4 separate regions of the Homo sapiens genome follow, and all the other regions are linked to region 1. A link is a contact called in ENCODE Hi-C or POLR2A ChIA-PET data. All regions are on one chromosome and are shown on one strand. The core of a region is the stretch at or near the end of the contact, and the rest is flanking DNA. Distances in the headings are between cores, read along the strand shown.

Region 1 (3,316 bases), core at 337-2,836:
CTATTATAGCTAGTATAAAATGGACAAATCCCACCTCTAAAAAGGATGCTCACAGGCTGACCTGTCTGCCGCAGGTTTCAAGCTACTAACAGCCTTTCATTACTGTTAGTTGTCTAAGAAATGACTTCTGAGGAAATAAACACACAAGAGGCACAGTCGGGCAGCCAAAGAATAAAAAATTATGCGTCCTCAGTTTATGTGCTTCCACACAGAAAAGCCAGGGCAACATATATCAGCAGACCCACATGGAGCTGGAAGCACCTCCCTCCCACCCCCTGGGGGTTTTGCTACTCCCCAAGCCTATTTGGTGCAAAGATAATGCCTTCCATTTTATCGTGTCATCTCTTAGTAGTTTTCCTGAGTTTTCAGTCTACTGACTTATTATATATTGGCATTCCCTTACAGCCTTCATTGCCACTTGACTGTTTTTGCAGGACCTGGGTTGGCATACATTTAAAACAAACTGGTTTCACAGTATTTAATCAGATATGTTCTGTTTAAAGCATTCTGTGTGGGTTTCAGCTTTTCCACTGGTTTGATCTAAATCATAAGGTAACGAGAACATATCTGGTGCTGGATGACTCAATAGCATTTTTGCTTCACCCCAAAATGTTTCCCTAAACCTTGGTGAAAGCACATGATCCTATTAGTATTGTTGGGCCTAAATAAGCACCTCTTGGTGTCCAGTGGGCAATTTTCCTTTCCCCCAAAGGTGATTACAGCCACTAAATGCCCAAGGAAAGCCCAAGACCAAGTTCATGGTTCAACTATTTTCATCTCTCTGTTCCTCGCAGTGACACTTATCTTCCCTGACAGCCACTCCCATTGTGCTGTTTTCTCGGCCCAGCACAATGGACACATGCAGACACCAGCAGACAGGGAGGACGTTTTCCATCCCATTGCTCTCCTGTGCGGAGGGACCAGGTTAAGGTTACATAAGCCCCTCCTGAGCAGTCAGGCCCGAGCGTTGGGGAGAAGCGAATTTGGGGTTCGTGACGGAGTCACGGTCTGCAGGCCCCGACTGACCCTGCGCTCGTCATCCTGCCACGCCAAGGCGGGGCAGCTGGAAAGGAAGGGCCGCTTCCCGCGACCACCCAGTTCACGCCAATCCGGCAGGGTTCAGAGTGCGGCCGGACGTCGAACCTCGCTGTCCACACTAGATCGCGGGATCCTGGGCCCGGGTCCCGGCCTCAGGCTGCAGCTCACCGCCCCCCGGGCGCCGAGACACGCGCTTACCTGCCCGGGCCAGGGCCGGGACCGGGGCCGGGGCCGGGGCCAGGGACCGGTGGTACCGCGGTCGACCGCGCTGCTCCCGCCGCGGGGAGCTGTCCGCCACCGGCCGGTGCTGAAGGCGGCTTTCCTGCGCCGGGGCCGGGGCCGGGGCCCGGGCCGGGGCCGGCGCCGCCGGGCGGCAGCGGCCCGTCGCCAGCGCCGCCCTCCAGGCTGACCTCGTTGCCCATGGCGGGCAGGCGGGCGGGCGGGGTCGGGGTCGCGCTGCGCCCGGGCCGGCGGCTCCCGGGCGGTGCTCACACTCTCGGCGCCGCCGCTGCCGCCGCCATCTCCCAGCTCGGCTCGCGCCGCCGCCTGCCGCTGCGCATGCGCGTCTCGCGCCCCCTTCCCTGCACACGCCCCCCTTCCCCTGTGCGCGCTCCCGCCAGCCTCGGGGTCGCTGGGAAACAGCCGCCGGCGCCCGCGCATGCGCTGTCCAGGGCCGACGCGGTTGTATCATGCTGAGAAGGAGCCGGGCGGGGGCCGGCGGGGCTGCGAGGGCCCTGTGAGGAGGGGCACCTGCCACTAGAAGCGGCCTCTGGGACGTCGCGCTGAGCCCTGCTTTGGAGTCAGAGGGGCTTTCCGCCTCGGTGAACTCGAGAGTAGCAACTCTCCTCCGGGTAACCGGAGTGCCACAGCGGGCAGGCGTCATAAGGACAGGCCTCGGAGAGGAGAGGGGCTACCCGAGAATGGCCTCAAAAGTATGCATAGGAGTTGGGAAGGCAGAGGAACAAGTGTATTCAGAGACGCAAGGTCGTAGAGGGAAGGAGAGGGAGGGTGCTGGGTGGTCGGGCCGGATTGTGAGGGTCTTTAAGGCCAGCTGGGGAGTGGAGCCTTTATCCAGATGGCGATGGGAACCATCTGGGATTCACACTGAGGAACTGGGAGTCTCAGGAAGCGCCCCGGGCACAGATGGAAGGTGTGACAGGGCTGTGTGAAGCCAGCTGGGAGGCCACCTCAGTCAGCCCTGGGAGAGTGACCTTGGGGATGGAAAAGAGGACTTGATGGTTCTCAGGCCTGGAGCTGTCTCGATGCGGGGCCGCAGGTTGCCTCTGCATTACCCTGAGAGCTTTCCAAATTACTTCCCCGCTCCCTCACATTTACAGCCGGTTTCTGCCCGCTACTCAGGATTGTCTGCCGTGGTGGCTTCTCACACAAGCCTGTACTTTCCTGTGGGAGAATATTTCCTAGGAGCCTATATTCCAGTTCATCTCTGACGTCATAAATCATGACTGTGTAGAAAGGCGTGAGTAACTTGAACCCATTTTACAAACCCATTCAATTCTCCTAATGTTGCGAAATATATCACATAGGGTGTTAGCAGTTCTAACTGAACCTAGAATAATCCAGGGATCCCAGTGAATGCTGATAGCCAGCCTGCTGGACAGACCGGTGGCTGTGTCAGTTCTTGTGAGGAGGGGCCAGGACCCTCCCTGGGCCTTCCCCTGTGCACTCCGAGCTGCTCCTCCCGACCTCTGGGATGGAGCAAGTAAGAGAAAGAGGAAATGCAGAGCCCCCACTTCCTGATATTTTCTCCTGACTTCATACCTCCCGTTTTCACGCTAAACTGCCTGGCCCCTCTGGGATGACCTAGGATGAAGAGAGCCTCTCTTCCTGCAGATGATGGTCCTTGCTGTGTTTCCTCCTGTGCTGCAGGATGTTTGATACAGCTTCGTGAGTGGTGACTACATGTGCACATTTAGGCTCCAAAAGAGTCTGCACCTCAGCCCCGATAGGACCCTTGGCAACTGACTTAGGCTCACTGAGCCTCCATTTCCTATTCTGCAAAGTTAGAATCTTAGTAGCTCCTCGAATATGGGGGATTGTAAGGGTAGAGTGGCTGATGTAGATATTTTATTTTTTATTCATTTTATTTTTTTTATTTTTATTTTTTGGAGACAGACTCTCGCTCTGTCACCCAGGCTGGAGTACAGTGGTGTGATCTCGGCTCACTGCAACCTCCACCTCCCGGATTCAAATGATTCTCCTGCCTCAGCCTCCCTAGTAGCTGGGATTACAGGTGCCCACCACCACACCTGGCTAGTTT
Region 2 (3,316 bases), core at 481-2,980, 840 kb after region 1:
GGAGAGTGCATGGGGTGTGATGTGTGAGGAACACTGGGAGATTGAGCAGCAAGGCCAAAAGCTGGCCGGGGAGATACAGTCGGGGGGGTGATAGGGAATTATGAAGGTCCTGATGTCTCTGGTTTTCCCTTGGGGAGGAAGTACTCCAGGGTTCTGAGCAGGGAATGGGAGGATCTGACTCATGTATTCACAGGCTGATGTGTGCAGAACAGACTGAAGGCATCAGGGGCAGCAAGAGGAGACCAGGAGGCAGCTGTGACATTGCACTCAAGAGAAATGGTGGCAGTTTGGACTCAGTGAAAGGTATGGAGGTGGCAAGAAGTGATTTCATTCTGGGTAGATGATGCTGATGGAGACAGCAGACCTTCCTGGTGCACTGAATATAGATGGGAAAGAGAGTAGTCAAGGGGTACTTTGAGGTGTTTGACTTGAGCAATAAGAAGGGCTGAGATGCTATCACTCAATTTGGGGAAAGTGGGGTGAAGTAGGTTTGGCGGATGAGCCAGTGTTAGGGTAGCACAAGTTGCGTTTGAGATGCCAGCAACTGGAAGTCAGAGTGCAGATGTCTAGTTGACAGTGGGACTAGTGAATCTGCCACTCAGGAAGGGTCTGGACTGGACAAACACTTTTAGGAGTGATTGACATGTAGGTGGCATTTGAAGTCATGAGCCTGGATAAGATTTTGGAAGAGTGAGTGTAGACAAAGAGAAAACACACAGATGAGAAACTGGTGAGACTGGAGGAAACCAGGAGGACATGGAGCCCTGGAAACCACATGCTAAGGTGAGAGGAGCTGCTCACAGAAGTCTCTCCTATCCACTGTTATAAGGTCAGGGATATTTATTTATTTTCCTTTTTTGTTCACTGCTGTATTTCCAATACCGAGTGTAAGTGCTTAATAAATACTTGTTGAATTAAAAAGTGTATGAGTGAATTTACACCTTTGCAAATGCCCAGTACACAGGGCTGCAACATTGTTCTCCTTTACAGAAAGAGCAGAGATCAGGTAGGAGGCTCTGCCCATTCTCAGTGGCACTAACCCTCTCCTTTGCCTTTCACAGCTATGCTGACATTCACTCAGGTGAGAGCCCTTCTGTCCAACACAGGCCCAAGACAAATGAGCCTCAGACAAGCCCTGTGGTGTGGTGCTTGGTGGGAGCTGGGTTGGGCACTGGGTCATCCACCAGTCCCCAGAAAACTCTATGGCCACTTCTCTGTCCACCCTTCCATATCTAATAATCTGTCTGTCTGTATCTATAACCATTTCTTTGTCCACCGTCTACAGGCACTCTTTTGTCCCTCTTTCCGTCTATTCACATCCAGTCTTCTGTCCATCTGCTAGAGTGACCAACTTCCCAGTTTGTAGTGGACTGTCTCTGTGTTAGCATTGAAATTCCTGCATCCTGCGAAATCGCTCACTACTGAACAAACCAAGACTGTTGGTCAATCCATCTGTTTCCCAGGTATCCTGCTGTCCATCGGCCCGCAGCTAGTCTATCCACCCAACCGCCCGTCAGACCTCCGGCCCACCCTCCCAGACGGAGGACAATGCTCCGCCCTCTCTGGCCCCGCCCCCAGTCACCGCCTTTTCCGGAAGCTGCTGCAGCGAATCCTGGCACCCTAGCAACAGCGCCTTTCAGGCTGTCCAGTCCGCGTGCGCAGCTCCTAGGACGAGCCAATAGTGAGGGGCACCGGGAGCGAGGTGCAGGGGGCGGGGCTCGGCCTGGCCGCAGCCATTTTGGTGCGAGAGAAACAATAGGACGGAAACGCCGAGGAACCCGGCTGAGGCGGCAGGTAAAGCTCGCGTCCTATGGCCCTAGTGCCCGAGGAGCTTTGAGGGAGATTTTTTCAGGCTACTGGGAAACGGGATCTCTGATCATTGGAGTCTCCCAGGTTATTTGGGAAAGACTTCTTCCGTGGTCATTGTGGGGGAAATCTCCCGGGGTCCCTGTGGATTCGATTTCCCTGGGTCATTTGGGAGGAGGGTTTTTCTTCTGATCATTGGGGGAGGGATTTCCGTGGTTTTGGGGGTCCAGCATCCTCCCCGGTCATTGGAGGGGGTCTCCCGGGTTTGGGGGAGGGCAGGATCTTTCCTGGTCATTGAGATCTCCCCGGGTCTTGGGAAGCGCAAGATCTACGGTGTCATTGAGGGGTCTCCCCAGGTCATTGGCGGCCACGATCTCCCCAGATATTTGGCGGGTGGAGGGGTCTTCCCGGATCTTTGGATAGGGAGTCAGCTCAGCGCCTCAGGTACTGTTACCTGGGGTCGGCAGATGTGCAGCCATTTTGAGTGTTGAATGCCATTTGGGCCCGTCAGATGGTGTTCGATGAGGGAATCTACACACTTAACCTTATTATAGAAAAAATGCCTTTAAATGGATAAGAGGACACCTTTATAGTGATATTTCCACTCTTTACGTTTGATTACAGACCGCTTTTGTCTTTTGCATCCTAATGGCTTATTTCATTTTAGGATTGTATTCGTTCTCATATATCAACTAAGCTACACTAGCAGAAAAGTGAGTGAAAATAAAATGTAGAAACCAGTAAAATCCAGTGCTCTTAAATACCAGGGAAAACAGAACTAGTCACTGCTTGGAATTAAACATTTCCGTAGCAGAATGTACACAGAACAAAAAATCATCTTGAATAGTTTTAAGAAAAAGTACTGGCACTTTGGAACGTGGTAACAAAAATGTTGTAGATCATCGGTTCTATGATATTTTTAATAGAGGACCATGATTACAGTAATTTTGTTGAATTCTAGTGTTTAAAATGTTTGCTGTATTTGCAGTTGTAGCCAGGTAATATTTTAAGTGAACTAAGATGCTTATTTATATAGGTTGTTGCTGTGGGGTTTGTATAATTGCATCGTGTAACTTGGGTGTTAAGTATTTAAAGAGAAGCTTCAGGGTGTTGTTTTAACTTTAGCCACTATCAGAGTTAGAAAGGGCCAAATGAATACTTTATCACATTTGACATAATAGGCAAATTGATGGCCTAGTAACTTTTTTTTTTTTTGAGAAAAAGTTAAACTGTTAACTGTCATTTAAAATTTTTTTTCTATTTTCTGTGGTCTTGTCTGACATTGTCATTTCGATAGATTTACCTGCTTTGTGACTTTAGAATTCACAGGCATTGTTAGAAATCAAATGGAGAATCACTTGAGCCCAGCAGTTCAAGATCAACCTGGGCAACATAGCAACACCCTGTCTCTACAAAAAAAAAAAAAAAAAGAGAGAGAGAGAAAGAAATGAAATGGATAAGAACACTGACTAGAGTTAATACAATTGTAGAAACTAGCTTTTTGTTTGTT
Region 3 (3,316 bases), core at 450-2,949, 740 kb before region 1:
ACAGAGCTGTGCTGTCTCCTTCCCAGGATGAGCTGGAGCACAGCCTGGGGGAGAGTGCGGCCCAGGGGGCAGCTGGAGTGGTGCTCTGGGTGAGCTGGGAAAATACAAGAACCAAGGTGAGCTTAGGCCTGGCATGAGGGTGGGGGTGGGGGAGGGGTGGGGCCATTAAGCTGACGGGGTAGACCCTGACTTACCCTTTCTACCTGCAAAGTCCTGGCTGACCAGCAGGTGAGTGCCTCAGTGCCCTGGGTGGGTCCATACATGGCCATGGTGTCCCTGACGCTATCCTCCCTTCCCACCTAGGAATCATGTCAGGCCATCAAGGAGTATATGGACACTACACTGGGGCCCTTCATCCTGAACGTGACCAGTGGGGCCCTTCTCTGCAGTCAAGCCCTGTGCTCCGGCCATGGCCGCTGTGTCCGCCGCACCAGCCACCCCAAAGCCCTCCTCCTCCTTAACCCTGCCAGTTTCTCCATCCAGCTCACGCCTGGTGGTGGGCCCCTGAGCCTGCGGGGTGCCCTCTCACTTGAAGATCAGGCACAGATGGCTGTGGAGTTCAAATGTCGATGCTACCCTGGCTGGCAGGCACCGTGGTGTGAGCGGAAGAGCATGTGGTGATTGGCCACACACTGAGTTGCACATATTGAGAACCTAATGCACTCTGGGTCTGGCCAGGGCTTCCTCAAATACATGCACAGTCATACAAGTCATGGTCACAGTAAAGAGTACACTCAGCCACTGTCACAGGCATATTCCCTGCACACACATGCATACTTACAGACTGGAATAGTGGCATAAGGAGTTAGAACCACAGCAGACACCATTCATTCCATGTCCATATGCATCTACTTGGCAAGGTCATAGACAATTCCTCCAGAGACACTGAGCCAGTCTTTGAACTGCAGCAATCACAAAGGCTGACATTCACTGAGTGCCTACTCTTTGCCAATCCCCGTGCTAAGCGTTTTATGTGGACTTATTCATTCCTCACAATGAGGCTATGAGGAAACTGAGTCACTCACATTGAGAGTAAGCACGTTGCCCAAGGTTGCACAGCAAGAAAAGGGAGAAGTTGAGATTCAAACCCAGGCTGTCTAGCTCCGGGGGTACAGCCCTTGCACTCCTACTGAGTTTGTGGTAACCAGCCCTGCACGACCCCTGAATCTGCTGAGAGGCACCAGTCCAGCAAATAAAGCAGTCATGATTTACTTAGCTGTTTACTGAGCGCCTAAAATGTCCAGGCCCCGGTATCCAAAGGGCACAGGAAAGGCTTGTCACTCTCACCAGATCTGACGTCAGTCTAAGGGCGGCTGCTTCCCAGGGTGGGGCCCAAATTTCAAGAGGAAGCCCCACCTGATCGGACCGTTTCCAAGCTGTCCTGGGGCAGGAGGCCGGCGGGAACCGAAGCTAGACTTGTCAGAGCCTGGGGCGGGGCTGGCGGAGGCAGAGCCAGCTGGAGGCGGGGCCTGCGCCTGGCTGAAGTGACGTGCTGGGCTGGGGCAGGGCCTGGAAGAAGCCAAATCGAGGCGGGACCTAAGCTGTGACGCAAGGAGAAGGAGGAGGGGCCTGTATGGGGCCGGGTGGGGAGGAGGCGGACTCAAATGGAGATGGGGTGGGGCTCAGCAGGGGCGGAGCCAGGGTAGAGACTGAGTCGGCGCCTGGCGGGTGTTGTGACGCGCAAACCAGGGGCGGGTTCTAAGCGGCGACGCGCGGGTGCTGGGAGGCCTTAGAACGCCGTGGCGTGCCGCAGGACGCGACGGCTGCAGAACATCCGCCGCACCGCTGGGGGCCAACGTTGTCGGACCGAGGAGTCCGAGGTGGCGACTGAGTGAGATACCCAGCTGTGCGGAGCTAGGACGCGGAACATCCCAGAGGCCAGCATCAACATGTCAGTACCGCACCCTTCCCATTTGCTGCCTGTAGGTCCACCCCGCGCGTGCGGTCCCCAAGTGGCCATGCCACCCTGCACGCCCTCCCCGCGTCAGTCGTTCGTTTCCAGACCATGCCGAGCCACACCTGCCCACAGAGTCGAGCTCTCGAAGTCCTCATTCCCAAAAGCTCCACAGCCTGTGACCCACTAGGAGGGAGGGGGAAACCGAGGCCCGGGAGAGACGGAGAAGCCACTCTCTGAGGACCCCGGAGCCCCGCCCACAGTGGGTGGGGTCGGCACTGAAGGGGTTAAGGCCGCGGGGAAGCCCCGGGCTCAGCCCTAGGGGCGGATCCTGGGGCTTCCTCCCTCTAGACCAAAGGGTGCGGCTGCTGCAGAGGTGGCTGATGCAGGTGAGGGGCTTACAGCCCTGTGAATGGTGTGGGAGGTGAGGGGAGGGGGGTGCCTGTTACTGACCAGTGTTTAATTGGCCTCAAGCTCAGGAGAGGTAAGGGGAGCCAGGAGGCCCCCTCTGGAGCAGGTGAGTAGAAGGAGGGGGCTCAGCTGCCCGCCCACGACTAGAAAACCCCCAGCATAGACCTGCCGGACGGCAGGACCTTGGTTAAGATGGGAAAACAGTAGGGTTTGGGCACAGGAGGTCTGGGCCCCCAACCTGGTGACCGTTGGACACCCTGTGGATATAGGAAGGAAGCTGTGGTCCTTATCTAGGGTGCCTGCGAAACTCAAGCCAGTGGGGAACCAAGCCTGCAGAGGCAATACTGCTGTGTGACTGTGGGCCAGGCCCAGTGCTGGTGCTGCTGGGGCCCCATCTGAGGAGACAGTTGGGTCTATATCCAAAGTGTCCTGAGATGGGCAGAGTTGGGAAGGGGGCCATGGGCTCCAGGTGGGGAAGGCAGTCAAGACAGGCCAAAGCTCAGCCTGATGGGTGCATGAGTGGGGCCCCAGGATCCACTAAGGCAGTGGGCATAGCCCAGGTAGTTGAAAAGGCTGGGAGCTGGAGGAGACTCGGAACATAGGGAGAAGAAAGGGACAGGAAGACTCCCGGGCAGTTTTTCCTATGGAGGGAACCTTGGGTAGGTTTGAGCAGGGGGTATAGTGTCTGCTTTGCATCTTCTATCCCATGCCCTAGTGGTGGACTAGGAGGACTACTGGAAGACAGAAGGCCAGCAAGTAGATTGGGTCGGCTGTTTTATAGACCTGGTGGTTACAGACCCCCTGTGAGGGGAGGTCCTGAGGAGGACAAATTTGTAGCCAGAGCAGGCTGGGGCCAGGACTCCTAGGTTCTGCCCCAGCCTTAAGCAGCTCATCCATCACTCCCAGCCTCCCTCCAATGTGGGGTAGACACCTGGATCTATCTGCCCTGCTCTATAGGGGATGGGTCTCTTCCAGGTCACCTGTGCTATCAGGTGAGTGTGGGACAAAGTG
Region 4 (3,316 bases), core at 499-2,998, 680 kb before region 1:
CAACAGATGGCCCATAATGGACATACATGCTGTTCCTCGGCCACAGGTCCAGCACGAAAAGCCCTGCTTTTCACAGCCTGGGAGCCCTATGACAGTTCTGAAGTCGAGGGGCCACACCCCCCCATGCACTTCTCAGCCTACAACGGTGCTGCGCTGTTGCAAGGGCCTCCCTCCCCCCAACTCTAAAACCCCCAAATCAAAATTAGACTGCCACTGGGCACCACACCTACTTCCAGTGGGAAGCTGGATGGGGACAGCCAGTAGGCCCACCGTCTTTGCAAAAGGCCAGCTGGGATGCTCAGAGGCACCCTGGCCCACCCCCAGCTGGCCCCTCAACTCCTCATTCAGCTAGTCCACCATCCCCCTTCACAGGGTCCCAAGATCCAACAAGCCCCCCAACTCTCAGAGGCTACATCCCAGGCCTTGCAGCCCAGAAGGGGTGTGGGCAGCCCAGCACCTACTAGCAGATCTCCTGGGCTCACCCGCAGGGGCAGCAATATGTCGGCTGTCTCACCACTTCCACTTCCCCCCACTCCTCTAGCAGCCACCATCTTTTCTGGCCTTGGAGGCGGCCACAACCCTAACTCCTCCACTCTCTCTCCTACTTCCCAGACTGGCCTTCGAAACTGGAAAACATAGAGCCTCCTTGGGAAGCCTGAGGCCTGGCCCCCTCCCCCAGCGTGACCAGTGGAGCCTCAATCCAGCCCCGTGGGGGTTCTGCATAAGGCAGCCTAGGCCCTCTCCAACCCAGGGCTCCCGCCTCCTAGCCCAGCCCACTTGGTGCAGGAAGGGTGGAGGGATCTGGGGAAGGCCAGAGTGTAAGAGGACTTAGGGGAGGATCAGCAGAGGGTTTCGGGAGTGATGCCTGCAGAGAAGGATCTGGAGGGCAGGAAGCAGGGAGCAGGGCTCGCTGAAGGGGTTCCAGCTGGAGATGGGGCTCAAGAGCAGTTTCCCACTCGAGAGGTTCCTTGGGTCAGAGTGCACAGGTGGAGGATACAGATTCCAGACTAGGGATGGGGCACAGAAGGAGAAGGAGGGAGTGGGTGGGGGGCCTGGCAGGGGCCCCGCGGGATGCTCATGCCCAATAGGAATAAAAGGCGCAGGTGAGGAAAACAAGCGGAGCCTGAGGGTTGGGGAACAAGTGGCGGGCATCCTGGGGGTTTGGGCAAAGTGTAGGGAAGGATGGCGGGGCTCTGAAGTTCTGTGAAGCTAGTTAGCAAGGGGGGATGGCCAAGCAGGGCACTGGACCGCGGGTGTTGGGGCACTGTTGACTGGATTTGGAGGTCTGGGGTCTGGGATGAGACAGGGGTCTGGTCTAGAGTCTGGGCAGGATCAAAGGTCTAGTCCAATCTAGAGTTTTCAACCCTGGTCCTGGCCCAGGTGTGGGGTCCCAGACAGCCCGGGTCTGGGAGTTTGAAGCCCTAGTCTGGGAGGTCAAAGTCCTTGTCTGGGGATTCGAGCTGGGAATCAAGGATCCCAGTGCGGGACGCGGCCTCACCCAACAGCAGCAACTTCACCTCCCGCGCCGCCTTCTCTCCGTCCTCCCGCAGGTTCTTGTCGATCATCTTAGAGCGCTCGGCCGCCGCCTTGTCCTCGGCGCTCACGGTGCAGCCCATCCCGCCGTCCGCCGGCCCGGCCGCCGCCCGGCCCCCACACGGCCCACGGCCCGGCTCGGCCCCGCCCGACCCACTCCGCTCCCACCACCAGCCCTCTGCGGGAAGCACTCGGGTCGGCAGTTCCGAGCGACTGCGGGAGGCGCCTTCCCTACCGCCGCGCACCGACGGCGGGGCGGGCCGGGGGTGGGGCCTGGGCGAACCAAGCCTGTGACTGGGCCGGGGCGGGCTTGCAGGCGGGGCCAGAGGAGATTAGAGGCTGTTGATTGGCTCGAGGGCGGAGCGAAGGGGGAAGTTAGGCGCAGCCCAGGCTCGGGCCTGGGCTGCAGGCGGGGCCACGCGGAGAAAAGGCAATAGGGGTGGTTCCAAACCCCGGGACCCGGCACTGGGCGGGCTGCAGGCGGGACCGGGCTGTGATTGGGTGCGGAGCGCCGGGAGCTCTGTTGCTGGACAGCCGGGAGGGCGGATCTGTTAACCCGAGGGTGGGGATCCGGTGCCCTCGAGGGCAGAGCAGGAACCAGCCCTCTGAGCTTCTGCGAGTTGGGCGAGTTAGGTGGAGGAGGCGTGTCTTTGTCATTTGTTAAAGTTAATGAGTCCAGTAAACTTGTTTTGGGATCTACGAACTCGGGAGCCTTTCTGGACTGCGGTTTTCTCAGTCTTAAGGCGGGTTTACCGCCTTCTCCCTCTGGGTTGCAGCTAGTCGAAAAAGGAAAAAAAAAGGCCGGGCGCAGTGGCTCACGCCAGTAATCCCAGCACTTTAGGAGGCCGAGGCGGGCAGATCACTTGAGGTCAGGAGTTCTAGACCAGCCTGGCCAACATGGTGAAACCCCATCTCTACTAAAAATACAAAAATTACCCGGGCGTGGTCGTGGGCGCCTGTAATCCCACCTGCTCAGGAGGCTGAGGCGGGAGAACTGCTTCAACCCGGGTGGCGGAGGTTGCAGTGAGCCGAGATCGCGCCATTCATTGCACTCCAGCTTGGGCGACAGAGCAAGACTCCGTCTCAAAAAAAAAAAAAAAAATTGGTTTCCATCTTTACACCTTTGCCTAGGCTGTCTCCTTTAGCTGGGTGGCTTCTCATATCCATCCTTCCCCAATCTACCGGGAGGCATTCTTCGGCAGGCAGCCATCCTGGACTCCAATCTGGGACCAGGCAATCAGGACCCAAGGGAGAAAGGGAGAGAGGATGAGAGGGTGGAGAGGGAGGAAGAGAGGAGGGCGGGCAGGCAGGGTGAGGGGGTTGGGAGGGAAGAAAGAGGAAGAAGTTGCCACTGGACTTCTAGAAACAAAAGTGGCCATGATCTTATGACCTGTCTCTTCCATGGCCTGTCCACGTCTGGAGGTGGCCATGATCCCACATCCCACCCTCCTGTGGCCTGTCCCCACTGGGCAATGGCTGCAACCCTATGGCCAGGCAAAGGTGGGGTGGAAGCAGCAGTGTTTCTAGCTGAACATTTCAAGTCTTTCTGATCCTGTGCTCCAGGAGCAGCCCAGAGCCCCACCCTCGATTGGACATTTGAAGGGTCTGCCAAAAATTAACCACGAAGGCATTTTGTGTGACCCCAGTGCCATGAGGCTAGGAGGCCCCAGCCCAAAGGGAAGGCCCCTGAAGCAAGACAGGGTGCTTGCCACCAACAGCCCGGTGTTTAGCATAAACCCCTTCCTTAGAACCTTGGTACACATTTTGGCTGGGCATGGTTGCT

What was found. A loop is a pair of places that touch in the nucleus more often than their neighbours do. ChIA-PET counts read pairs that join two places held with the same protein, here RNA polymerase II (POLR2A). Pooled maps may share reads with other maps.
Region 2: a loop to region 1 is called in a pooled map, with 7 times the contacts of the local background. The contact joins the promoter of IP6K2 here to the promoter of BSN in region 1. A Hi-C loop is called at or near these places in 4 of 50 pooled maps. POLR2A ChIA-PET finds 5 or more read pairs at or near these places in 2 of 52 experiments (CD8-positive, alpha-beta memory T cell and activated T-cell).
Region 3: a loop to region 1 is called in a map of CD8-positive, alpha-beta T cell, with 5 times the contacts of the local background. The contact joins the promoter of NAA80 here to the promoter of BSN in region 1. A Hi-C loop is called at or near these places in 1 of 168 maps with a recorded cell type or tissue (CD8-positive, alpha-beta T cell) and 7 of 50 pooled maps. POLR2A ChIA-PET finds 5 or more read pairs at or near these places in 1 of 52 experiments (CD8-positive, alpha-beta T cell).
Region 4: a loop to region 1 is called in a pooled map, with 11 times the contacts of the local background. The contact joins the promoter of GNAI2 here to the promoter of BSN in region 1. A Hi-C loop is called at or near these places in 1 of 168 maps with a recorded cell type or tissue (PC-9) and 7 of 50 pooled maps. POLR2A ChIA-PET finds 5 or more read pairs at or near these places in 1 of 52 experiments (naive thymus-derived CD8-positive, alpha-beta T cell).

The regions. Positions count from the first base shown.
Region 1 is chr3:49,552,747-49,556,062 of GRCh38, reverse strand. BSN (bassoon presynaptic cytomatrix protein) reads right to left here and starts at 1,586. Exons shown (of 12, transcript NM_003458.4): 1 at 1,237-1,586. The coding sequence starts at 1,460. It overlaps BSN-DT (BSN divergent transcript), which reads left to right and starts at 1,697. Exons shown (of 3, transcript NR_038866.1): 1 at 1,697-2,022; 2 at 2,376-2,515. RefSeq lists silencers at 1,199-1,408, 1,479-1,778.
Region 2 is chr3:48,715,635-48,718,950 of GRCh38, reverse strand. IP6K2 (inositol hexakisphosphate kinase 2) reads left to right here and starts at 1,730. Exons shown (of 6, transcript NM_016291.4): 1 at 1,730-1,794.
Region 3 is chr3:50,297,788-50,301,103 of GRCh38, reverse strand. It overlaps NAA80 (N-alpha-acetyltransferase 80, NatH catalytic subunit), which reads left to right and starts at 1,699. Exons shown (of 2, transcript NM_001200016.2): 1 at 1,699-1,891. HYAL3 (hyaluronidase 3) reads left to right here and starts at 1,699. Exons shown (of 4, transcript NM_003549.4): 1 at 1,699-1,891. HYAL1 (hyaluronidase 1) reads left to right here. Exons shown (of 4, transcript NM_033159.4): 3 at 27-116; 4 at 304-1,211. The coding sequence ends at 621. RefSeq lists an enhancer at 1,966-2,105.
Region 4 is chr3:50,234,636-50,237,951 of GRCh38, reverse strand. It overlaps GNAI2 (G protein subunit alpha i2), which reads right to left and starts at 1,748. Exons shown (of 9, transcript NM_002070.4): 1 at 1,499-1,748. The coding sequence starts at 1,616. RefSeq lists enhancers at 1-15, 1,870-2,480, 2,481-3,091 and a silencer at 1,541-2,000.